Regions from separate parts of the Mus musculus genome. Here all the other regions are linked to region 3. The links are chromatin loops, found by intact Hi-C in ENCODE. Cell type or tissue: heart. All regions are shown on one strand. Links, peaks and the distances in the headings refer to the core of each region. The heading gives the core; the rest is flanking DNA. Region 1 holds the start of Gm33501 (a long non-coding RNA gene). Region 2 has its middle 160 kb from the start of Gm33501. Region 3 holds the start of Gm34030 (a long non-coding RNA gene).

The links. Peaks named below come from ENCODE experiments on the same cell type or tissue, not always from the same donor. Only the 100,000 strongest peaks of a DNase experiment are listed, where the experiment ranks them.
Region 1: it touches region 3 in a loop (6-fold over the local background); 10 of 42 quality-filtered maps call a loop at or near these places.
Region 2: it touches region 3 in a loop (2.2-fold over the local background); 4 of 42 quality-filtered maps call a loop at or near these places.

What each region holds. Positions count from the first base shown.
Region 1 is chr8:56,880,735-56,888,813 of GRCm38, forward strand. Gm33501 (a long non-coding RNA gene) reads right to left here and starts at 8,069. Exons shown (of 3, transcript XR_378983.2): 1 at 7,759-8,069. In heart, for the core only: a CTCF peak has its summit at 3,650 (motif pointing right); no DNase peak of the experiment used is centred there; H3K27ac peaks cover 1,159 bases.
Region 2 is chr8:56,721,350-56,729,428 of GRCm38, forward strand. No RefSeq gene overlaps it. Among named protein-coding and RNA genes, the nearest start is that of Gm33501, 160 kb to the right of the region's middle. In heart, for the core only: a CTCF peak has its summit at 3,457 (motif pointing right); no DNase peak of the experiment used is centred there.
Region 3 is chr8:57,329,194-57,337,272 of GRCm38, forward strand. Gm34030 (a long non-coding RNA gene) reads right to left here and starts at 5,947. Exons shown (of 4, transcript XR_378998.4): 1 at 5,195-5,947; 2 at 3,564-3,655; 3 at 3,308-3,361; 4 at 2,498-2,837. Hdnr (Hand2 downstream lncRNA) reads left to right here and starts at 3,242. Exons shown (of 3, transcript NR_131041.1): 1 at 3,242-3,440. RefSeq lists an enhancer at 3,935-5,698. In heart, for the core only: a CTCF peak has its summit at 4,337 (motif pointing left); DNase peaks (open chromatin) are centred at 3,188, 3,948, 4,768, 5,278 and 1 weaker place; H3K4me3 peaks cover 2,500 bases; H3K27ac peaks cover 2,500 bases.

The DNA of each region.
Region 1 (8,079 bases), core at 2,218-4,717, 450 kb before region 3:
CGGCAAAGCTTTATTGCTTACATCTTCAGGAGCAAGAGAGCAAGACAGCAAGAGAGCAAGAGAGCAAGAGAGAGCAAGAAAGCAAGAAAAAGAACAAGAACAAGAAAGCAAGAGAGAGCAAGAAAGCAAGAAAAAGAACAAGAACAAGAAAGCAAGAAAGAGAATGGCAAAACCCCGTCCCTTTTAAGGAGAATTATCCTCCGCCTAGGACGTATTACTCCCTGATTGGCTGCAGCCCATCGGCCCAGTTGTCATCACGAGAAAGGTAGAACACATGGCGGGAAAACTGCCCCTGCACGTGTGCAGATTATGTTTACCACTTAGAACACAGCTGTCAGCGCCATCTTATAATGGCAAATGTGAGGGCGGCTCCCAACAGTGTCTCCTAAACATTGCAAGGAAGTCACACGCACGAAACCTCAACAATATGGTTGAAATGCATAATGAAAATAGCAGTTGAAGGCTGGAAAGATGGCTCAGTGATTAGGAGCACTATCAGAAGTTCTGAGTTTAATTTCCAGCAACCACATGGTGGCTCACAACCATCTGTAATGGGATCTGATGCCCTCTTCTGCTGGATCTGAAGAGAGTGACAGTGTACTCATATACATAAAATAAGTAAATCTTAAAAAAAGAAAAAGAAAAGAAAATAGCAGTTGACATGCCAGTGGGGATGGGGAAGTTTCACAAGCCCCCACTTGTAGATGAAGAGCTACAGGCAATCAGTGACTGATGAGAGAAGACACTTAGTTTTCTCCAGGGAGGAGACCCCCCCCATAAGTTATCCAATGCTAAGTGGCAACCCTAAGGACGTGCACAACTAACTAACACCAAGGAACACTAAATGGACTCAATAATGAATACACACACATACATATACATATATATATATGTATACATATATATATATGAATATATATAACAATAATAATTATAAAAGAGATCACAAATTTGAGGGGGAGTAGAAGACATGAGTTAAGGGGAAAAAATGGGGTACAATAATATAAATATAGTAATTATATACTAAATTCTCAAATAAAAATAAATAAAAACATACTCAAGTCATTTCAATGAGAATGAATGAATAAATAGGTATGTTTTGTAATGTATTAAGACATATAGGACAGAGTCAATAAGCAAATTATTTCTGTGTAGTAGAGTGAACCACAGTGAGATTATTTCCTTTGACCAATAGAGCAAAATAATACAAATATGATAAGCAGTCAACACGTTTTTCTCTTTTTTTTTATATTTTTTATTAGGTATTTTCCTCATTTACATTTCCAATGCTATCCCAAAAGTCCCCCATACCTCCCCCACACTTCCCTACCCACCCATTCCCCCTTTTTGGCCCTGGCGTTCCCCTGTACTGGGGCATATAAAGTTTGCAAGTCCAATGGGCCTCTCTTTCCAGTGATGGCCGACTAGGCCATCTTTTGATACATATGCAGCTAGAGACAAGAGCTCCGGGATACTGGTTAGTTCATAATGTTGTTCCACCTATAGGGTTGCAGATCCCTTTAGCTCCTTGGGTACTTTCTCTAGCTCCTCCATTGGGGGCCCTGTGATCCATCCAATAGCTGACTGTGAGCATCCACTTCTGTGTTTGCTAGGCCCCAGCATAGTCTCACAAGAGACAGCTATGATGAAATATGAGTTGTAGAATACAGTGAAGAGACTGTAGCCAGTATTAATCAAGTATTCTAGGATTGTTTAAAGGAAGGAAACAGGAAAACTCTCTAGTACTATACAGCTTTCCTCAAAAGTAAACAATAGGTATATATTTTATGAATATAAATTTTAATTTGCTAGTAGTATTCCTAAGGAATAAGTATTGTGAACATCATGAAGGTATGTGAGAGACAGGCTTCAGTTAACTTTGCTGTATAACTGGAGGTTATGATCAGTGCAGACACAGCTAAAAGAATAACTGGCCTTTGGTGAGCCAAGCCCCCGCACAGGAAAGAACATTCTATGATCAGTGTCTGATCTCATTTCAGAGCACCAGGCACTGCAGATTACCGGAGAGATGGTTTATTTTTTTTCCCACAAGTCCTATTGTCAGAACTTAAAACACAAACTGAATTATTAGAACATCACAGCAAAATCCAGTCACTGTATATTTTGGAAGAAAAAAATACAACAGAGATAGAAAATATAGCTGGGGGTGCTCTTATATCTTGTGACATATGATATATTGATTGATTTAGATTCCCACTTTAAGATACAATAATGGGCCACAATTATAGCCCTGAAAGTTATATTTGAGGAATTTATGATTTTACTCTTCTTTGGATTGTGAAAGGCACACACGGATTACTATGTCACTGTGTGAATACACACCACTGCCACCAGCATCCCACCCTACCCTGGACATTCAGTGTCCTGGCCTGTAGTATTGCAAATACCTGCAAGCAGTGAGCATTCAGACACACACACAGCAAAGGCAGTCTGTCTGCGAATATCTGGCATACCATCAACAAAATGTGCAAATATGTAAATACACCATTTAGTGTTTAACTGACACTTCTTAGTGTTTATTTACCATAGTCTGCAGTTGCATAAGAAAAGACTAAAATTTCTGTCTGAAATCCAAAAGGGTTTTGGTGTGGGTTCAGCTAAGAATGGCGTGGATTTCCATCTTGGTTCCATTTTAATGATTGTGTGTGTGTGTGTGTGTGTGTGTGTGTGTGTTTCCCAAAAGCTCTAAAACGGGAAACATTTCTGGGAAGCAAAGTATTTGGCCAGGAGAATTTGTCTTTCCCTGTCACAATCTTTAGCTACCATTCAGCTAAATGTTGTTTGGAATAATATGGCCCTAATGCCCCTATCTCCTGCTGAATTGCTCAGACGGGTAGGAGATTAGAGTGAAAAGAGGTGCCGGTATTATCTATGCGAGTGCGCCAGGGTCATGCTACACTAACAAGACCGCCCCAGCCCGGGTGACAGAACCCAGCTGCTGGTCCGCAGGCCCTTCATGTCAGAGGGTTCCACTTACTGTGGGGCCAGTCTGCAGAGAGCCTGGATTCTAAGTAGGTCTCTTCCAGCTCTAAGTGAGACACTGACTTCATCATTTTTTGCCCCCTCACCCCAACCCTCCTCTCCCGCTTTTTTTTTTTAAGGAAGGGCTTACGTGTAAAATCACTTACCTGTTTAACCTATGAACTTAAAGAAAACTTGGATCCCCACTTAAAATACCTAAACTCGGGTTTGCCTTCGCTCCATCCTCCCAGTAACTGTACTAATAAGTCGTTTATCACAAAGACAAAACACCGGGTTTCATTTTATGTTGTCCTTACAGTACACAGGCCCTCAACCATGAGGTTTGGTGAGATGAGGTTTTAGCTCAGGGTTCATTTGTTTTATATCTGTCTTGTACGAAGCGATGCCCTGTGCACAGAGAACACGGTGTGCCTATATTAAAGAATTGTCTTGTTTTTTTTTTTCTCTCTCTCTCTCTATTTTTTAAAGGAAGTAAGTCTTCCTTTGAGTGTTGCTTAATAGATATGTATATTTATATTCGTATATATGATGTAAATAAAGACTTTAGCATAGGATTTGGTGAGTGGCTTTCTTTCCTTTCCCTGCCTGTTTCTGGAGTGAAGGGTTTTAGGTTAGTAACACACAAAACCTGGTAGAGTTGTTTAGCCAGTAGAGGGAGATAGAGCTATCCAGCAGCTTTACTGGGTACTCTTTTTTTTTTTTTTTTTTTAGTGTGACTGTTTCTTAAATGCTCCACCAATAAGAACACTTTGTACATATCTTTTCCTACAAGAGTGAAGCTTTAAATGAAAACTATCCATACCTCTAAGGAGAATCAGTCAAGAGAAGATTATAAGAGTAGCCTTAGGAAAAGAGAATCATTGGAAAGAGAAAGAACTTTTTAAATTATCCTCCTCTTCCCATTGGACACGCAGACTTTGTGTGCCCCGGTACAGGGGAACACCAGGGCCAAAGGGGGGGAGTGGGTGGGTAGGGAAGTGGGGGTGGGTGGGTAAGGGGGACTTTTGGTATAGCATTGGAAATGTAAATGAGCTAAATACCTAATAAAAATGGAAAAAAAAATTATCCTCCTCTAACTACCACAACTTAGAAAGACTACTAAATAAACTTGCATTTACTTAGTGGCAAAATAGTTAAGGAAACACTCTTCAGAGATAAGCTCAAGGAGACCTCAAAGCTTGATCCTGCCTTACACTTCTGGTGTATCAGTGATCTCAATGTGTTAATGGGTGGCATAGATTTCGTCAGTTCATTGAAAGCGTTTGCACAGGCAAGCTTAAAAACAGAAACAAAAAGCATTTCAGGTTCCATAGGGTTTTTTTTTTTTTTTCATTTATCAACGCTTGAAATTTTAGTTAAGTGATTCCAAAACAGAGTCTCCATTTTATATGATGCTTTTAAGTTCTCAAAGTATTTTTATAAGCACTATCTCATTTTAAAGCAGTCTGCTGTTCTTTAGGCTATAGTCATCTCAGCTAGCATTTTAGAACTTAATGAAATTGTGTTACTAACCCTTCCATGACGAGTATAAAATGTGTCGAGGTGGAAACTTTGCCGAGAGCTACTAAATTATTCTTTCAACACCCAGAAACCTTTTGCACTTTTATTTCAACAGAATGAAGTTCTATTGAGTTTCTGTGAAATTAAATGCTGTTATGAATTTGTTGTGGCCACTACTGCTGGGGATTTTGTAGAAATAACTAGATTTGTGGGTGTGCCCAGATGTGTCCATCATAGAATAAGACTTTTGAAATGACACTTTTGAAAAAATTGATGAATATGATAAAAATGTTTTGTTATTAAAAAATTATATTGTGGTATTTTTAAATATACCCAACAGTGGATAAATATTTTTATTGGTTATTTTCTTTATTTACATATCAAATGTTATCCCCTTTCCTGGTCCCCCCTCCCAGAAGCTCCCTATCCTATGCTCCCTCCCCCTGCTTCTGTGAGGGTGTTCCCACTCCTGCCTCCCTGCTCTTGAATTCCCCTACACTGGGGCATCGAGCCTTCACAAGACCAAGGGCCTCTCTTCCCATTGATGTCCAGCAAGGCCATTCTCTGCTACATGTGTCTGTAGCCATGGGTCCCTCCATGTATACTCTTTGGTTGGTGGTTTAGTCCCTGGGAGCTCGGGGGGGTGGGGAAGTACTGTTTAATTGATATTGTTCTTCCTTTGGGGTTACAAAACCCTTCAGCTCTTTCAGTCCTTTCTCTACCTCCTGCATTGGGGTAGAGAAAGTCCTACCTCAGTCCGACGGTTGGCAGTGAGCATCTGCCTCTGTATTTGTCAGACTCAGTGGAAGAGAGCTGGACCCGACCTGAAGTCAGTCCCCAAGTCCCTATAGGGCTAGCACTCATAGTATCAGAAGGTGTTATACAAATTGCCAATGGAGAAAAGCAGCCAACTTTATCCATCTGTAAAGTTTAGGAGGCACAGCAATGACTTATTCTGCATGATAAGCCCCGTGGGGCTATAGAGACCCATACATCTGGTGGAAACAACTGTCTAATTAGACTTAGCTAATCAATAGGAGGGAATTCACACCTGGTACTGGAAAACCTAAGCTGGAGAAGTCATAGACCCTACAGGAGAACCCACTACTGCCATTCTCCTAAACCAACATCGGTTTTGGTTTTGGTTTTGGTTTTGTTTTTTGTTTTTTGTTTTTTTTTGTTTGTTTGTTTTTTGTTTTTTTTTTTTTTTTTTTTTTTTTTGGTTTTTCGAGACAGGGTTTCTCTGTATAGCCCTCTTGACCTCAGAAATCTGCCTGCCTCTGCCTCCGGAGTGCTGGAATTAAAGGCGTGCGCCACCACGCCCGGCTACCAACATCATTTTAAACTGTATTCTAAATATGTTTATGCCCACAAATAAGTGTAGCTCTCATCTCTTGACAAAGAAACTTGTTTTTTCAGAAAATGAAGACAGAGCTCCGCAACTGGTCAGTGACTATGGGGTGCCCAAACACAAATGGTACAACTACAATGAAACCCTTCTACCTAAGGTGCAGAGAACATTGAGAAAGAAGGGGTTGAAAGGGTCTAAGAACCAGAGGTGGAGATATCTAGTGCTAGTTAGTATGTCATATCTACGACAGAGATGTATGAATTCTCAACAATTTACCTGCTCAGCTCAGCTCACAAACATGAGATCTATCTTTAAGAACCTAAAGATGAAGGCAAAGAATGAGAAGGTAAGAATGCCAAGTAGAGAGGATTCAAGTTTGCTAACAGTTTTTTTTTTTAATAGGTATCTACAGAACAAATAAGAATTGAGGTTGGGCCATTGAGGAGACCATCTCAGTATTCCATTATTCTAAGAATCAGGGAATAAAATGTGACTGTCTCCTGCCCTTGCTGACCTCACCACCAATAGTAATGCTGTGATGAAACTCAGGGAATCAGGAACAAAAGTAAACACCAGATAGGAGGCTGTGTTAGGATGTTAGGTAAAGAACAAAAAAGCTTCTGGAAGTTTAATTGTTGAAGCAGCATAAGTCTGGAGAGAAGGTGTATTTTAGAAACACACACGGGTAGCCCTTTCTTACATCGTCTCCTCCTTCCTGGCCATAGTAATGACCAGCTCAAAGCTGCATTTCCAAGCATCCTTTGCAGATCATTGTCAAGTGAAATACAGATGGAGGGACTGTGAGACACCTATAAGCCAACCTTCTATAGATGAGTGCCCTGAATTTATTTCTTCGTTGTTTCTGGAAAATGTGTTAGATACCACACATATTTCCCATTATCCTAGGGACATAAATAATACTATTTTTCCTTAAAGTCTTACATGAGAAAAACTTACTTCTCTGGTTTTCAAACCTGTGTTTATGCTCCACTTACTTAGAGTAACTAGCACTGTATTTTTACCAGTAGAATCCATATGATTTGCTGATGGGTCCAATTTAGATATGAGAGAAACAGAAGAGCCAAAGATAGTTTTCACAGTTTTGAGCTGAGCAGGTGAAATTCTTATTTCTGAAGATGTGGAAATATACAGAAGGAGCAGGTTTGTCAAGAAGATCTAGAATACAATTTTGGTTATTCTTTGTTATAATAATTTTACCTTTGGAAATTATAACTACACCATTTTTTCTTCTCTTCCCTCACTTCAACCCTTTCCAAGTGCCTACCCTGCGCTCTCTCTCTCTCTCTCTCTAATTCATAAATTCTTTACCCTTATCCATTCTGACATACATTTATACATTCCTAAATATATTTGGTTTCTATTTAAAATTGGCATGTATTAATTTTTCATATTGAAGACGGTCAGTGTAGTATTCCAACACACACATACTGAATACATTGATGAAATTAGTCTCTTTGTAATCTTAACTTTTATAATCTATATCCCCATGAAATAATAAGTTTTGTTGTGAACTATAATTTTCTTTCTTTGCTTGGGACACCACAACTAATAATCCCTTCTATATGTGCTTTGGGATTTGATAATATTCCTCCACTCTCTACATTGTTTCTTTGTTCTTTAACTGTAATATTCCTCCACTCTCTACATTGTTTCTTTGTTCTTTAACTGTAATATTCCTCCACTCTCTACATTGTTTCTTTGTTCTTTAACTGTAATATTCCTCCACTCTCTACATTGTTTCTTTGTTCTTTAACTGTTTTCTTTGGTCAATACTTTTTAAGGCAAAACCAATTTGTCTGATTTTGCTTTTGTTTGTTTAAAGATCATACACAAAACATGATAGTCTATTGCTATGTCTTGAATATCTTATGAGAAACTCTTACCAGTTCCTGTCAATCAGTGTTGAACCTTGATTCTTGTGGCCTTCCCATATGAGAGAGAAGACATCAGTCTTATTGTGTATGGATCACGTCACTGAATGGCTTCCGTTGTATCTACTTTGTTTTAAAAGGCAGGGTTCCATTCTTCTCTAAAGATGAAGGATATTCCATCATGGACACAGACTGCATATTCTTCTGATGCACTCATCCTGGGCTAATCTTCACAGATTCCTTGTCTTGGCTACTTAATGATTAGTTTCATGGAAGGTGTTGTTTGGAATGCCAACGTCATTTTCTTTATTTATATGCCCAGACATGTGATAG
Region 2 (8,079 bases), core at 2,359-4,858, 610 kb before region 3:
TTTGGTATAGCATTGGAACTGTAAATGAGCTAAATACCTAATAAAAAATGGGAAAAAAAAAAGAAATACGTGGGTTTGAGTACTGGCACTCGCACATAAATACTTGCACTGTGACTTCAGACAAGAAATTTTTTCTTAACTGTTTGTTTTTAAATCTGAAAAGCTGGACTAGTACTGTTCAGTACTGCAGAATGCTTGTGAGATTTGATGATATGTAAGAAAAATCCAATATAGTAGTTTGAATGTAAGTCTAAGTAAATAGTAATTACTGCTACTATTACTTAAAATAATCAGACACACAAAAATATAATTCTTAATCCTTTCTGGGAGTACCTTGATATTTAATTACATTTCATACTACATTTCTTCTAGAGTTACCATGCACAATATACTTGAAATTTTTTCACATGAAAATATTTTCACATATAAATAATGTAAAAGAACATTTTTGGATGACAGTAGAAAGATAAAGTTTGGCCCCAACAGCAAAGCAAGCTGTGGTCCTTGTGGTATGCACAATCTACTCAAGTCAATGGTGTTTTTATGACCAAAGAGCTGAAGTGTTAAAACTCACTATATCCACAAAAGCAAACAAGAAGGAGAGGAGAGTGAAGTGGCTTCCCCTGTCCCTTTTAGTATCAGACCTGTCTATGTCTCAATTAGTACTTCCCAGCTCATTGTATCTTATTCATGTCTAGTGAACCAATTAAATCACAGAGACCCTTTACTCACAGAGTTGGCTTCAAATAAAAGTTGGGGAAACATTACTCCAAGTCCTCTATTCCCTCCCCTTCCCTGCACTCCCCTCTCCTTCCCTTCTCTTTCCTCTTTCCCCTTCCTTTCCTTCTCCTGCCTTCCCCCCTCCTTCTCTTCCTCTCTCTTCCCTTCCTATTGTCCTTTACCTGTCTGTATTTCTTTGCATCTGTGTACACATGCATACATATGCACATATAGAGGTCAAAGGACAAAGTTTGACATCAGCTGCTTTTCCATCTTATCTAAGATAAGGCACCCTTGCTGGCTTTTTTTTTTTCTCTGCATACACCAGGATAGTTAACCCACAGACTCCTAAATATTGACTTACCTCTATCTCCCCTCTCCCTATACTGGCATAGGAATTACAGCTTTTACTTATGTTCTGAGGGATTTATGCAAAGGTCCATCCTTGCACTGAAATGTCTTTGCCTTATGAGCCATCTCCCTAGCTCCACTACTGGTTTTATACCCATGTCCACATCCCACCCATTGCTCCAGAGTCCTCCCTTCTATTCAGAAGCATGCTAAGATCAAGTCTCTGGCCTCCATTCCTGGCTCCATCTATAGAAACAGATGTGTTTCTTCTAGCAGCAAGCTCAATCATTCTTGGAAAATTTCCCCCATGTGAACCTTTGGCAGAGTAAGAGCACCAACAACAATAAAATAATTTCTTTCTCGTTTTTTGGCATTAATTTTACTATTTCCAATTGTTTGACTTTAGTGTTTTATGCTAAAAGATCATCTTAAGATAAGTGAAGAGAGAAAGAATAAAACATTTGAAGGAAACTTAAAATATTTATACTGGCCTATAACACATAGGAAAAGGAGGAGGGAACTTCCTCTAATTCTGGCCTCGGAGCTCAAGGAAGGCAACTTTCCTAGTAGCTCCCTGGCTATTAAGTGTTCATCATCAGACAACAGAATACTTTTCTGTCTGCACTTTGAAAGGAGAACCAGTGTTTATGTGCAGTTCCAAGTGGAACCACTAGAACATTTGCTACTAAGAATCCACATGTAAACACTGGAAGGAGACATCATCTGGTCCTAACACTGGTAATAATTTCTGTTTGTATTAACACACTATTTGATTAATAAAAGTTTGTAAATACCTATTATGTGCCTGCTTTAGTAAGCCCTGGGTTTAACATGAGTTCCCTGCCTCCTGTAACTCACAGTTTATTGAAATGCAAAGATAAATATACACATATGGAGTTGAATCCTTTAATAAAACCATTATGGGATGCTCGGAGGGAAAAAAGAAGTCTTTGGATTTACTTGTATGCATACTGAAGGCAGGGGTGAGTGGTTTCAAACTTATCAGGGGAAGACCAAAAGGGGAGTTGAACGAAGATATAATTAGAGTGATAAGCATGTTTATCTCACAAGTTGGTATCAGAGAAATGTCAGCAATAATCTGTATAACTAAACCCCAGTGGCTCCGTGTTCTTACAGAGAGCTAAAATGTGTACTATCTCATTCTCCAGCCCTTTTGATTTATTATCAACAGTCTAGTCTAGAGAAGATTCCGAAGTTTTATGCATAATCTCATCTATGAAATGCTTTGTCGTCAATAGTGAAAACACTCTAAGACTGAAGACGGGCTTCTCAGTAAATACGTTCTTGTATGAACTGCAAAAACCCTTTAGAAAACCGTATACCATTCCAGCAACTGCCATGCTCTGGGGTCAAGGTCAAGGCTGTGAGGTAAAACCATAGAGCTGACTAAAAGAACTTTTCACAGATGATTTTGGCATGTTAAAAGACAGTTGTTTTTTGTTTTTTTAAATAAAAGTGCTGCTACTTTCCCATTATTCTTGTGATGAAAATATTACCCTCTTCCTTTTTCTTTTAGAATTAAAGAAGCCTCAATAATTTTATTTTTTGGTGGTATCAATAGAATACTTATTTAGAGACTGTAAATTGTGCATAGTCCTTAGTGACTTGTGGTTTTAAATGTCTTTTGTAAATCTGATCAACAAGGTCACTCTTGGGTAGACATGACTAGTGGGGAAGGGGCGGGGCATCACACTATGATTCTATGAAATACTGCCACATAGCACTTATTCTTCCTCCTTTGCTTTTTGAGGAGTGGTTTACCCAGTCTCAAAGAGCAAAGGAAAATATGTGTCATGCAAGTTGGGAAAATGTTACAAGGATACACAAGTGAGGTCCATAAAAGATCAAATGAAAACAAAAGAAAACAAAGCAAAAATCCTCACTAACGAAGCCCTGCAGTGCAGAACCTAATCTGGGATTGAGGAAGATGGAGAGTATGAGAAGCATGCTCTACAACCAGGTTTTGGGTAAGCAGCATGGTGGACTGACTTTGTGACGAGGAGCTACAATGGATGGACTCCTTTACTACAGGAGTAGGATTAAAACTTTCTATTTGTAGTAAACAAAGTTTGGAAACTAGTAATTATTATAGCCTAGGCTGCTAACTGTGTAATGTGGAATTCGAGGGATTGTTTGTTTGTTTGTTTGTTTGTTTTCTGGAGGAAAGTGGGCTTTGGGGAAGTTAAGTCACCTGGTAGAAAAGGGAAATAATAAATTTAGCCTTCCCCCATTTTTCTTAGTAGAACTTCTGGATGAGAATTTAAAACACACTCTGTAATTTTTCAAGTCAAGAGTCCAATGAGATTAGTGGATTTGTCGGATTTTTCTAATGAAAGGCAACATTAGTTTTATTGAAAGAAATCAGCTTTTTTAACCACTAGGTGGCATAATGTTTTTTCCAACACTTTCAACACAACTTTAGTATCTCTCTCTCTCTTTCTCTCTCTCTCTCTCTCTCTCTCTCTCTCTCTCTCTCTCTCTCTCTCTCTCTCTCTCTCTCTCTTTCTCTCTCTCTCTCTCGGCTTGGGATATCTGTTTGAAAATCCCCAGTAAAACTAGAAGTTCATTTTCCACTTCTTTCCAGTTGGTGGTCTCTGCTTCAGTCACACATGCTTTGTCTACCATGTGTGTGAGGGGAAACTGAGTGAGGTAGGTTCTAGCTGTTCACTTTTAGGTTAATGAGTGGTGCAGAAAGTCTCTCTTGCTCTCTTTCTTTGAAAAGATGTCAAAGGACAGATTTGCCATTAGATCTTAAGTAGCAACTGATTTGCCCATTCATTATCTGTGGAGTTAGTTGGATAGTGAGAAACTACTAATTATGTTTGGGTACTTTGTCTGGACCATGGTATTACTTTTATTGCATCTCAGAACAGTGAAGAGAAAAGCCGAGGTCAGAGTCCTCAGGATGTGTTGACTGTATTGGTGAAGAGGAAGTCACTGAACATGCTTTGTCTGGAGATGGAGTGTAGTGAACAGACTTGGAACTGAACAGCCACACAGACATCAGCCAAACCCTCAGTTGTCCTAACAAAGAAGATTAACCCTAGAAGCAGGGCTCGCAGACAACCAAATCTGGGTACTTAGTAGGTATTTTGCCTCACTTTCTTTCCAACCCCCCAAGCTCTTTGTTTTCTACCTGATGCTATTAATCATCTTAGCTATAAAATTGTCTGCAGTCTATTTGAAGTGGAAATATCTTTTAGAAAGTAAGCACAGTTTCCTGGCAGGCCATACACTCGAACAAAGCTTGTTTTCAGTACCATCAAGATACTGAAGTCCCCATGGAGATGGATTTTTTTCCAACTGTTGATGCACAGAATCTACTCCTGACTAGTTAGAGCCTCTGGGGATGAAGCAGGAACATCTTAGTCTTTCAAAAGCTTTCCAGTTTATAGTGATGCATGCTGACAGCCAAGCCTTTCTGATTATAGAAATAGGGAGCTCTGTTGTTTTCCTTGAAGCAACATTCTGGTATGGTACCACCATTTTTTAGTGACTCCACCTTAAAAATCTGTCCTCAATGGTCATTGTACCTGTGTATAATTACCCACTAAGTTCTGCATCCTTTGTCTATGCTTTTATAACCTTCTGCTTCATCCTTCCATCAATGCTATCACCCAACCTTCAAGGTTCCCATCCATTCCTGTTTTTCTGACACTGGTAGGTACGACTTAATTTTCTGATAACCTAATTAAAATTTTTGAACTTTCTTAAATGGTAAAGTAACACAAGAAATAGAAGAAGGAATGACGTTCTTGTGTTAAAGAAACATTCTCATTAACTCTATAACTCAAAAGAAAACCACCACTAACTCTTGCAAGCCAAAGGTCAGCATTTGATAACATTTTGAAGTCCTACACACACACCTTGCAAAATTATTGGACCACTAGCTACTGGTCTCACATATAATGATAAATGTGCGTGTCTAATTTTAGTTACTACATTCCTAGGAGTGTGGAGAGCAGACAGACTTATAATTAATTAAATTTACAATATGTTGAGCTACAAGACTCATCCTGTTGGAGCTTATACAAAACAGGCAACAAGATGTTGCTGGAAAACAATGGCAGAATTCACTTTGGTTTCAAGTAAGAACCACAACTAGCCATGGAAATCCTTGAGCACTTCAGGCCTATTTAAGTTCACCTATTTTGTTTTTTTCCATCATTGACCCATAGCCTGTTGGACTTTTCCAGTCAATGTAACCTTATATAGCTACCAGCTGCTCCCATGTATGCGTATAAAACTCCAGTTATAGTATTAGATTAATGGACTAATTCTTAATAGTCATTTAGGAGACATAATCTAATAGACTTAACTTGAGTTAGAGAATCAACTCTGGCCAATTTAGTCACAGGTTGCTGAGTCAGGACTACAGTTGTTGTAGGACCTCTCCTTAAGAATGAAGGTTCTCAAAAGGGGAGTCACTGTGAGGCAAATTTAGAGCTGTCTACTGTGTTAAAATGTGACTGAGGTGTAATTGATAACTTAGAGTAAGTAAATGTATAGAAGAATGAACACAGAGATCATAATCATGCTTTATCAGGACTAGAACAATCTTGCTACAAAAAAAATCAGTTAATTATCAGGAGAGCATAGAGTAGGAGAGAAGGAGAGAGTCAGGAGCAGGTTCATTCAACTGCATAATCCACAAACATCTCATATGTCACTCCTAGCATGTGTCTTTTGATATATTGCCAATAAAATCCAACAAAAGAAAGAGAGGAAAAAGTCATTTACACAGAAGGTACCAAGTCTTGCTGATAGCTAGTTGGACAGCTTACCATCACATGACTGAAAAGGAGATTGGCAGATGTAACCTAGTGTCCAGGAAGAAAGTTAAGATGTTTGAGAATTGTTAGCCCATGATTACTAGAGCAATGTGATTTCAGCAGGATGGAGGAATAATCAGAAGAGAACTTACATCAGAAACACTATATAAGATCATTTTGAGGAATAGATCCTTAACGTTGGAAAGAGAGCAACAATTCTTGGAAGAGAAAATATAGACAAGAATCTGGAGTTATGGAATAACTATATTTGAGGATTGGTGATATGATGAGTCAATGAGCAAGACTTGGGGGAAATTGGGTGATCTGCAAAACCCCTTATCTGGATCTTTCTTTTGAAACTGTCATTCTGTTGCCCTGAGCCATTCAGGAGATCTCCCCAGAAAATGGATAGAAATTATGATGGTAAATAGAGGCAGCTAAAGTTTGAAGAAAAATAATTGAAAGGAACTTGGTAATGACTATCTTGATTACATTGTGTTTTTCCAGTGAGACCTGTAGTTTAAAGATAAAGACCTATTGTCATTTTCTTTGTAAAGTATAAAAAATTCTTAATGATTGTCTAACAAAAATTTATCTACAAAGATGAGAGTTTAAAAATAATCATGACCAATATAACATATTTTTATTCCCTGTATTAAATTGTATTCATATAATTGTATTTTTCTATGAACATGCCTTTTTATTGGATGGCATTTAATCTCAAATATCTTAATAATGAACGGGTTGGTTTTATTTTTCTTTTTGTTCAGAATTTCTTTTAAATCAGACATCTGGTATTTGGCACTCAACTTCTAGTAGACCAATTGAACACTTTTAAAGGAAAAATAAATCATATGACTTTCATTTTAATTTTTACTGTAATAGTTTAATGTAGCCAACATACGCAGAGTAATAGCATTAAAATAAAATCAATAAATGAAGGATTAAAATCAGTCTGTGTTCAATTTTGCTACAACACTAATTAGAGAAATAGTTTTCAGACCAGAATTGGGTAAACTAACAAATTTTTAAAATCATAATATAATGAGAAGTGCTTGCAGTTTTGTATGCTATTATTGAGAACGAGAGACTACAGAGGAATTAGCACACTTATTCCAATTTTAGGCTATAGGAGAACAAAGTGCAGGAATTCTTTTGCAAGTATCTGTCTGTTAACAAACATCCAGACACAATTTTCAAGCCATTTCACAGCAATTTGTTTTTGATTGGCTATTAATTGCAAACTGGAATGTTAGAGTTCGACTAAGAATAATGGTGATTTCTTGGCATCATAAAGATTTAAAGTTTTTCACTTCACTAACTTGGATATGAGAAAGTATTTCTTAATTCTTGGCAGTCAGGCAACCACTTCCATGGTTCCACTTACTGGGGTTACAATATAAGTTTTTGAGTTAAGCTGAAATTTTATAACTTTGGAATGTCTAACTAAGTGTCTGTAAATGTGGCACTTCTCTGTAAATTGAAATGAAAGCGCAATCTTTTTATACATAGAAAGTTGGGAAACAGAAAATTAATGGTGCAGTATTTCATAGTTTCCTTAATTCCTTCAGATATGTCAACAGAAATAAGAAAATTAAATAGATCAGTCCTCCATAAGGATCCTAATTCTATGCATTTCTAGTTTCTATGTATGATTAATAATTCAGAGGAAGTTTTAATGACAACCTCAATGCTAGACCATGGTAGAAAGACGTGTTATACGATTTGCAAGATAATTTGGAAAGGTGTTATTCTGTTAAAAGGAAAAACTGACTTTTTTGTTTCATGAGAAATCCAAATATCAGTGTCAAAGAGCTTGGTGTTTCTCAATAAATGAGAAACAGGATTGGTTGTTCGGGGCTATTTTTAGGTATTCACTTCAGTTCTAATTTCTTCATATGACAGAAATTAACAGCAGAATAAACTAAACCACCACTAAATCAGCATATTTGGCACTTGAAGCATTTATACAAAATGGCCTTCTCAAATGCAATGCCCTTGTTCTCTTACATTACCTCAATTAGTCACCTATTTCCCAACACACACTTGAAGTTGCAGAATCAATTTTACTTTTAGTTTGCCCACTTTGTCTAGACAATTTTGGAAGTTTAGATAGTGTGGGGATAGAATGCAACATGGGCAGCTGGATCATGCATATTTAAATCCTGCTTGTCTACCTCTTGCCTCCTGCATTTCTTCTCATCCAACTCAAACA
Region 3 (8,079 bases), core at 3,058-5,557:
TAGAGGTAACTAGTGTCCCGCCCACTGCACCCGCCTGTACTACAGTTCTCCGGACCAAAATGATGGAATTTTCCTGCCTAAGGGGACAACTTAGTGATTACAGGACTTCACTTCTCTTGTGACTGCACCTCTGCACCTGCTTTAGAGCCTAATAGATCTAGTGACAGCTGCCCAGCTGGTGACACTTCTTGAGCAGGACAGGCGACTAGCGCGGTAGCTTTGTCCTCTGTTCTGTTGCGGCGTCTCGAGCAGAGAAAGGAGATCTGTGTGTGATACCTAGATGCTCACGCCCTCTGACCCTGACGAGCTGTTGGCTGGCAGGACAGGTGCTGTGATGAACTCAGTATCTGAGCTGTCCAGGATGGAGATTTGTGTTTCCCAGAGAACTAACAAACTTACAAACCCACCCATATTTCATGAAAACCTCCAAAAATTCCGATTGGCCAGGCCAGGGACTTCATTTCAGAGCTTGGAATTCTTAAAACTTCTGCAGAAAATTCTAGAAACACTGCCTGAGGCCACACCAACCACCACAATTGGTACAGAATTTTAGGAATGTTTTTCTTGAGCCACCAAAACTACTGTCTTATGTGGGTAAGGGTGACACTATCAAATATGAAGAAAGAATAGGCCAAGGCCTCCATTTTTAAAGTCTATACCCTTCAAGAGAGAATTGGACATATCCCTGATCAATTTACCTTGATCAAAGATAGATGCCTTGCAGCAGCCTGGGGTTTATTTTCTCATGTACCAAACAGGGCAAACTGCCTGTTCAGTCAGAGGCTACACTGTATTGAGAGATAAAGAAGGTGGCCTTTCTTTGAGGGAATAGACAAATAATGTCAAATTCCATGTAAGGGAACCGAGAATATTAAAACAAGCCCGGGAATCAAGAATTCCCAAGAGTTCTTCACAACCACCCGAAGCAAGTCTACGGAACAAACTCCTCCTGCCTTCTTGTGATCTAGACTAGGAAGGGGCCATTCCCTCTAAGTCAGAGAAAAATGTCACCCTGAGTGTCCCATTTCCATTCATTTCTATCCTCTGCAAATGGGGAAAACAATCAAGTGTATGGTCTGAAGAGCTGATCCTTGGTGATGTCAGGACTCTGGCCTGGCTGAGAAGCAAAGGAAATAAAAGCAGGGAGCCTGGTTGGTTGGTTTGTTTGTTTGTTTTGTTTTGTTTAATAGTGTTGCCAGGTGGGTTCTTCATGGTCTGCCTTAATGTTGGAATCTGGTTAGCTCAGACAATCAATTTCTCAACCAGGTCACTCAAAACCACAAAGATCCACACTATGCTGACCTACAGTATTTTCTTGCTCCGGGTAGAAATTATATGAGAGTGGAGTCAATTTAGATGGTCCACTGGCCCAGGGATTCTCCCTGTATGTCCCCAACCAAAGAAGCTAGATTCGTAGGAAGCTGAGCCTTTCTGATAATGATCATGGAGTAGTAGACAATTCTAGCCTCCAACCAATGCCTCAGTTGCTTTCTTGAGTAGTTTTTGTTTTCCAAAGTGTGTCTGACAGGACCTTGGTAAGAAAGTACAGACTTACCCAGAAACTCTCTATTTAGACTAAGTATCGAAACATGACAATCCCCTTGCCTCTGACTTCCAAATGCTGGGATTAAGGGCACATACCATTATACTCAACTTCAAATAATATTTTTAATACACAACCCATTGGATCCAACTAACCTAATGCTTCTCTTATGACTAAATGGAGTCTTTCAAAATATAATTCCCTTACATAATACCAAGCCATCTTTCAAGCATTGGTGACCAATAACCGAAGTCATGGAGACCTGCAGAAACATATTATTTGTTCCCATGATGTTTGCTGCTCAGCCAGTTAAAAGTCACTTAAAACAAACAATGCACTTACTCAAGGCCAGAGTGTTCAATCTTCATCAAACGTATTGCCTAGAGGAGGCCAGAAAAGATAGTATTCTAACCCAAGATGATGGTAAACCCTCCTTTCTGAAAAGACAGGAATGATGGTCATCCACCGGGGCCTTCTTTTTAAGATAGATTGTTATTGTTGCTTGGCACAGACATTTTTGTCTTTGGGATAAAACAGAAATGCTCTCTCTCTCTCTCTCTCTCTCTCTCTCTCTCTCTCTCTCTCTCTCTCTCTGTGTGTGTGTGTGTGTGTGTGTGTGTCTGTGTCTGTGTGTCTGTGTGTGTGTGTGTCTGTGTGTGTCTGTGTCTGTGTCTCTGTTGCTTGTGGCTTTAGTTTTAAAGAAAAAACCCTGGAAACAAAAATCTAAGTTTGTAGTAGTAGTTGGGAAGGGAAACTAATGCGGTTTTAATGGGGGGTGGAGATGGTCAGACCGCCTGACCATCGCCTTCCCTTGAAAATCTGGTTTTCATATTCTCGCTCAGTAATCACCCAAAGCCATAACTGTCTCTGAAATTATTCATTAAAGTCATTTTCAGGGATTCTCACAGGATGACTCTTACGTTTATGATCTGAGAGCAATGACATCAGCCTCTGTCTTTTTTCCGCTTTTAATTAATGCTCTGGAAAGACAGGGTTGGGGGAGGTTGTGAGCCTGGGGAGGGGGCGGGAGGGGTGGAACTCTTAGGCCTCTCTGCTTTGGCGCGGTCAGCTGAGCGCCGGCGCGCAGACATCCTTTGATTAAGGAGGGTATTTCGAGGAGTGCAGGCTGTGCAGAAGATCACGGCTGTGCCCTGTGGTGCTGTCAGCAGTGACAGATCCCAGATGGGGCCCGCTACTGTATGGCAGATTGAGTTTCTCAACAGAAAACTCACCCTTCCTCCTAAACGTCTTCAAAAACCTTCTCCGGATACTCCATTCATCCAGGTCGTGTCGTCTGAAATAGAAACAGTCCAATCCCAAAGTTGGTTTTGTGTGCGTGTGTGTATGCTGGGTTTATCTCCACCACCATCCCCTCCCTTCCTCTTCTCTCTGCACTGTCTCTCCTTTGTGCATCTTGGACTCCTGAAGGCCACTCAGAGCATAGATGCGGTGAGTGGGGGGGCGGGGGGGAGTGTCCCTGTTTACCAGGCTCAGGGCACCAAGTGGTGGAACCAGCACTGAGGTCCCCCCACATGCACCCGGAAAGCAAGGCAATCCTGTGGGTAGAGAGATGCGGGCTAAGGCAGTGGGTCGCTAGGGGAATTCAAGGTGGACCCAATGAGTCACACACTCTGGAGAGGAAAAGCTGGGGGCGGGGAGGGCGGGAGATAAAGGAAGAAACTGAAGGCGCCTTGTCTCGACTCCAGCCAGCTTAGTTCTTTGGAGAAGCAGTGTGGAGTCCTAAAAAAGGAGGCTGAGTCTTACCGTTGAGGTCGGTGCCGGTAGAGAATGGGAGGGAGTCTGCAGGAGCCAAGCACCCTAAAGAAGAGGAAGAGAGCACGTTGCTGAGATTTGAACAGCGACCTGAGAGGTCAGACTGGACCCAGGCCTCCTCAAGGTGAGAGGGGACGACGGGTGGAAGCCCAAGTTTCTACACAATACTCCCCCAGCAAATCGTATTGTAGAAATAGGAACTTATTGCAAACTGTTCTTTAAAAGTAGTTTCAGAAATGTTCCAAACCTTTGCTCTGCAGAAGCAACGGAGATGGAGATTCTTCCCTTTTCCCGGCCCTTCGGTCCTTCTCCGGAAGAGCTACTCTGGCCAGCTCTGGGCTAGGGGCAGTGGCCGAAGAGAAGGGGAAAGTAAGGTTGAGAGCACTGGATTCGAGCCCAGCAGAGAGCGGTTTCTAGGCCCCACCCACCCTCCCCCCAAGGTTTTCTTAAAAGTGAATCTTGGCGTGGTTTTTGCAGACCAAACATCAGAAACCCGGGAGAGGAATCTAGAGAGTGCATTTTGTTCTGTTTTGCTTTAATAATAAGTAGTGTGCCTTGTTAAACACCCTATTACCCCCGCCCCCTTCTCCCACAACCTCTCTGGAGAAGAGTCTTTCCGGAGCGCCTAGAAACCTAAAAATAACACGCCACGCTGAAGGTCCGGAGAAGCCACCGGCCACCTCTACAGAGTGGGGATGCTGCCCGTGAAAGGTCATCACTTTCTTCACCCCGACAACCTGACAACAAAGCCCAAGCAGTTGATCCTTTCCTTCCTTTGAGCCCAGGATCCAAGCCCGAAATAGATGGGGAGGCCCCAACCCTACAGCCATGAGGAAAAAGTGGTTCCTCGGTGACCACCGTGGCCACCGTGGCCACCGTGACTATCTTTCGAGTTAGAGCCTTTGGTCAAGTCTAGATGTCACACTTTAAATGCCTTCCAATGTTCCCCTTCTCGAGTCTAATTTTTGCAAAGAAATGAGATGGGACCATCAGACTCTGCCTATGTTGCTGCCATCTGGTGTGCGAGCAGTCTCCAGCTTGTGCTCCAGCTTGTGCTGAGAAGCACGGCTGCAGTACCTTAGGGGTAAACCTATGATGCCAACCCCACTCACCTCCGCCAATGTAAGTTCTTCCTCCCCTCCCCTGACAATTCCAGCCTCGATTATCGGGTTAAAAAAAATCGAAAAAACTCTTTATATAAAAACAAAACACGCTGAATTTCAAAACGACCGCTCACCTCCTCTACAAGACAGCTTTTGTTTTCTTTGGCCGTGGTGGATGAAAGGAGTTTATTTTGATTTTGTTTTCTTGTACCCACATGTCTTGTAAAAAGGTTCCTGTGCACGGGCCTGCCTCCCCCACCCCATGACCGCGGGGGCCTTGCTTCCAGACTTCGGTCCCCACCACTTGGGTTTTAAGCCCTCGCCTGGAGCCGAGGTGTAATTGTGACCCGCCCTAGCTCCGATCCTCCCGGGGATGTGGTTGGCCTGGCCAGACTGAGGCCGGGACCTCCCAAGTGGCGGCCTAGGCTCTCGAGAGCTTCGAAGTCCGTGCCTCGCAGCCTCCTCCCCCTTTCTTTCCTCTGCGGACCTTGCTAGCTTTTTCTCTTGGCTCTGTACTTTGCTCACCTCCCAGCTCAGAAAGGGTAAATCTTTTCTCTCTTTCTGTTTGCTTTATTTTTGTTTCTTTCCCCTGTCAGGCATCTTATTAGGGCTCGCTTAGTCGCCTTCTCATTGAAACCCCAGGTCCAGAGAAGCTAACAACCTTGATGGAAATCTGGGGCAAAGAACTGGGAGCCTCTAGCCGGCCCCCTCCGCGCCGCGGCGCAGTCGGATCCCGGAGCGCTTCTGCATAGCGTCAGCGCGCCGGGTAATTTACCTTTCCTGCGCGTCTGTCAATATGACTAATTTCCACCCGGGTCAAAAAGCCTTTCTCCGGCAGTCCATCTTGGAGCGCTCTCTTAACGCGGTAGACGGGGGTGGTTGTTTTGTTTCCACCCTAGAAATAAATACTCTTGGGGCGTCTCTGCCCGGGCAACCCTGAGAGGAGCAGGCGAATATACACCATGTCAATTAAAAGCAGTTTGCCTTGAACTACGAACTGTGATTGGGTTTCAACGACAGCGACTTGCTGGCCTTTTTAATACACATTACCTAACTCGTCCTTGATTCCAACGCTTTCTTTAGAAACATATTTTTTTTCCCAAGAAGAAAGTAATTATTGCTCCAATTCTTCTCCATTGGGTGCAATTCCCTAGTGAAACAGGGTCACAATTCAGGGTGTGTTTTAAACATCGGATATGATTGCTAATCTGACCTAGACTATATATCATCCAGGCGATGTTTTACAATAATTTTTAAACTGCTACCGACCTCTAACTGCGAACCCGTGCTGTGGAGGCCTCCAATGGAAGGCTGGATGATTCTCCAGTGACAGACTCAGGCTTCTACAGGCTGAAACAAAGGAATGGGAGACAAGGACACTCATAGTTGGGGACACCCACTTAGGTCCCTTCAGCTCTGAAATATTTTACTTCACTGATACAGGTGTAACTGGGACTGAAAAGTCTTCAACAGTAAGAACACAACTAATAAAATTTAACAATTTAACAAACTTGAACACACACACACACACACACACACACACACACACACACACGACTTGGGGAATTTCAGGAGAACCTGAAAACTAGGAAGGGAGGCCTCTGCCAGGAGAGGTGGCACACCCTGCACCAGGATGCTACCTAGTTGCTACCTAGTGCTCAAACTACAAGCATTCCTTAACCATCACACCTGTCTCTGGTGATATCTCTCTCTCTCTCTCTCTCTCTCTCTCTCTCTCTTTCTCTCTCTCTCTCTCTCTGTCTCACACACACACACACACACACACACACACACACCTTTCCCTCTCTCATCTGCTGGAGCATTTATAGCCTAATGAAAGTATATCCTTTAGGAAAAAGACTGTCTATAAAACGTGAAATATGGAGAACCCGATAGGATAGTCCCACCCAGGGTCTGGCCTGATCCTGGAGGGATTTTTTTTTTAAGCACACACACCCTGTATTCTTCTGTTGCTTTCATAATCGCGCTGTTACTTTTACCAAAGTATGAAAAAAGATTAGTGACCTCTGTTTACTCCCCGTGGGAGGGGATTTCAGCCTGAAGACTTATCTTTATTTGTAGGGAAGGCATTCTTTAGTGGGGAAAGGAGTTTTTTCATCATCCTTTGTCATCTTTGAAAAGCCCTGGCACCATATGTTCCAACAGCTGGGGAAAACCAAGAGCTCCCTCAATTCCCCCTTCCTTCCCTTCCTACCTCAACTGCTCCCCTCTATTGCTACCTTTTGGGATCTCAGACACATACATTCTCCTGATCACTGTATGAAATTCCTCCCAGTGTCCTCTAGAAATCATGTAAGCACCTGTTTTGTGGGGGAAAAAACAACCCAATTTTATGTCTGGGACAGGATCTACTGATTTACAGAAATGGACAGAGCAGGAGTTTATTCCCTGTTTGTTTGTTTTTTTCCCCCGCGTACTGTATCTTTAACTAGGACGGTTTCTTTTTAAGTCCCTTTCATTTTGCAGTTTGACCTTTGCCACTAGAGCAGTTCAGGTTGTTTACTAGCCAGGACTATACAACATGAAAAACTTTTGGAGACATAAACATCAGAGTGAGCTGCAGGGCCAGTGTCCTTAGCAGAGTGGGTTTGTTTATTTGCATGCTCTTGAGGACCACAGCAGTTCTAAATTAAAATATCTTGGGCATGGGCGCACTCTTTAATTACCTGGAAGTAATGAAAGTGAATGGTTATCCAGTCCCAAGCATTTAGTTGGTTCCTTTGATTTCGGAATTTCACCCTTAGTTTTGACGGCTTTTATTCTTCTTTTTAAAAATTTAGCTTTGAGCCAGGCATGGTGAGAAGCCTACAATCCAAGCACATGAAAAGTGGATTCAGGAGAATTCCCAAAGGTTGCCTGTCAGGTCACAGCAAGTTCCAGACCAGCCAGGACTGTATAGCAAAGCGCTGTCTCTGAACACACACACACACACACACACACACACACACACACACACACACACACACACACACACACACATTTAGAGCATTATGTCTTCCTTCCCAAGAAGTAGTTGCCCAACTTTTACCCCTTCAGAGTTCTGGCAGAGAGGTAAAGTGTGCTGCCCATTCGGAGCGGTACAACTGGGTGCTGGTTCTCTGAGAGGAAGCCCTTTCTAAGGCAAGGCTCTTCAAAAACATTTTTTTTCATTACAAAACATCTGTTAAAGACTGTCTTTCCAGTTATATTGTACTCGAATTATAGGCTTCTCACCGTGCCTGACTCAAACCTAAATTTTAATGTAGTCTTTCCCTGTGGCACTAAAGACTCGCAATCCTTCAAGCCTGCCCTCCCAGTATCTTAACTGGAGCTGCAAGTGGCTTTAAACAGGCTGGTCCCCTGTTTGGAGACATCAGAGATTATGCATTTTTGTCCCATCTAAAAAATTTTTTTCTCATAAAAGTAGCATTTTTCTGGTCAGATTTTCAATTTAGAACCCATTAAACAAACAAACAAACAGACGTGTGTTATATGTTTTTAGTTCCTAGAGTCTACTCAGATAACAACTAGTCTTCAGTATATGATAAGTGCCAAATATGCTACTGTATGTCCCCAGGAGATGTCCTTACTTGATTTTGTTGGTTTGTACAGAAAGGATCCACCCCAGTGATCCAGATTGACTGTGATCTAAACTTACAT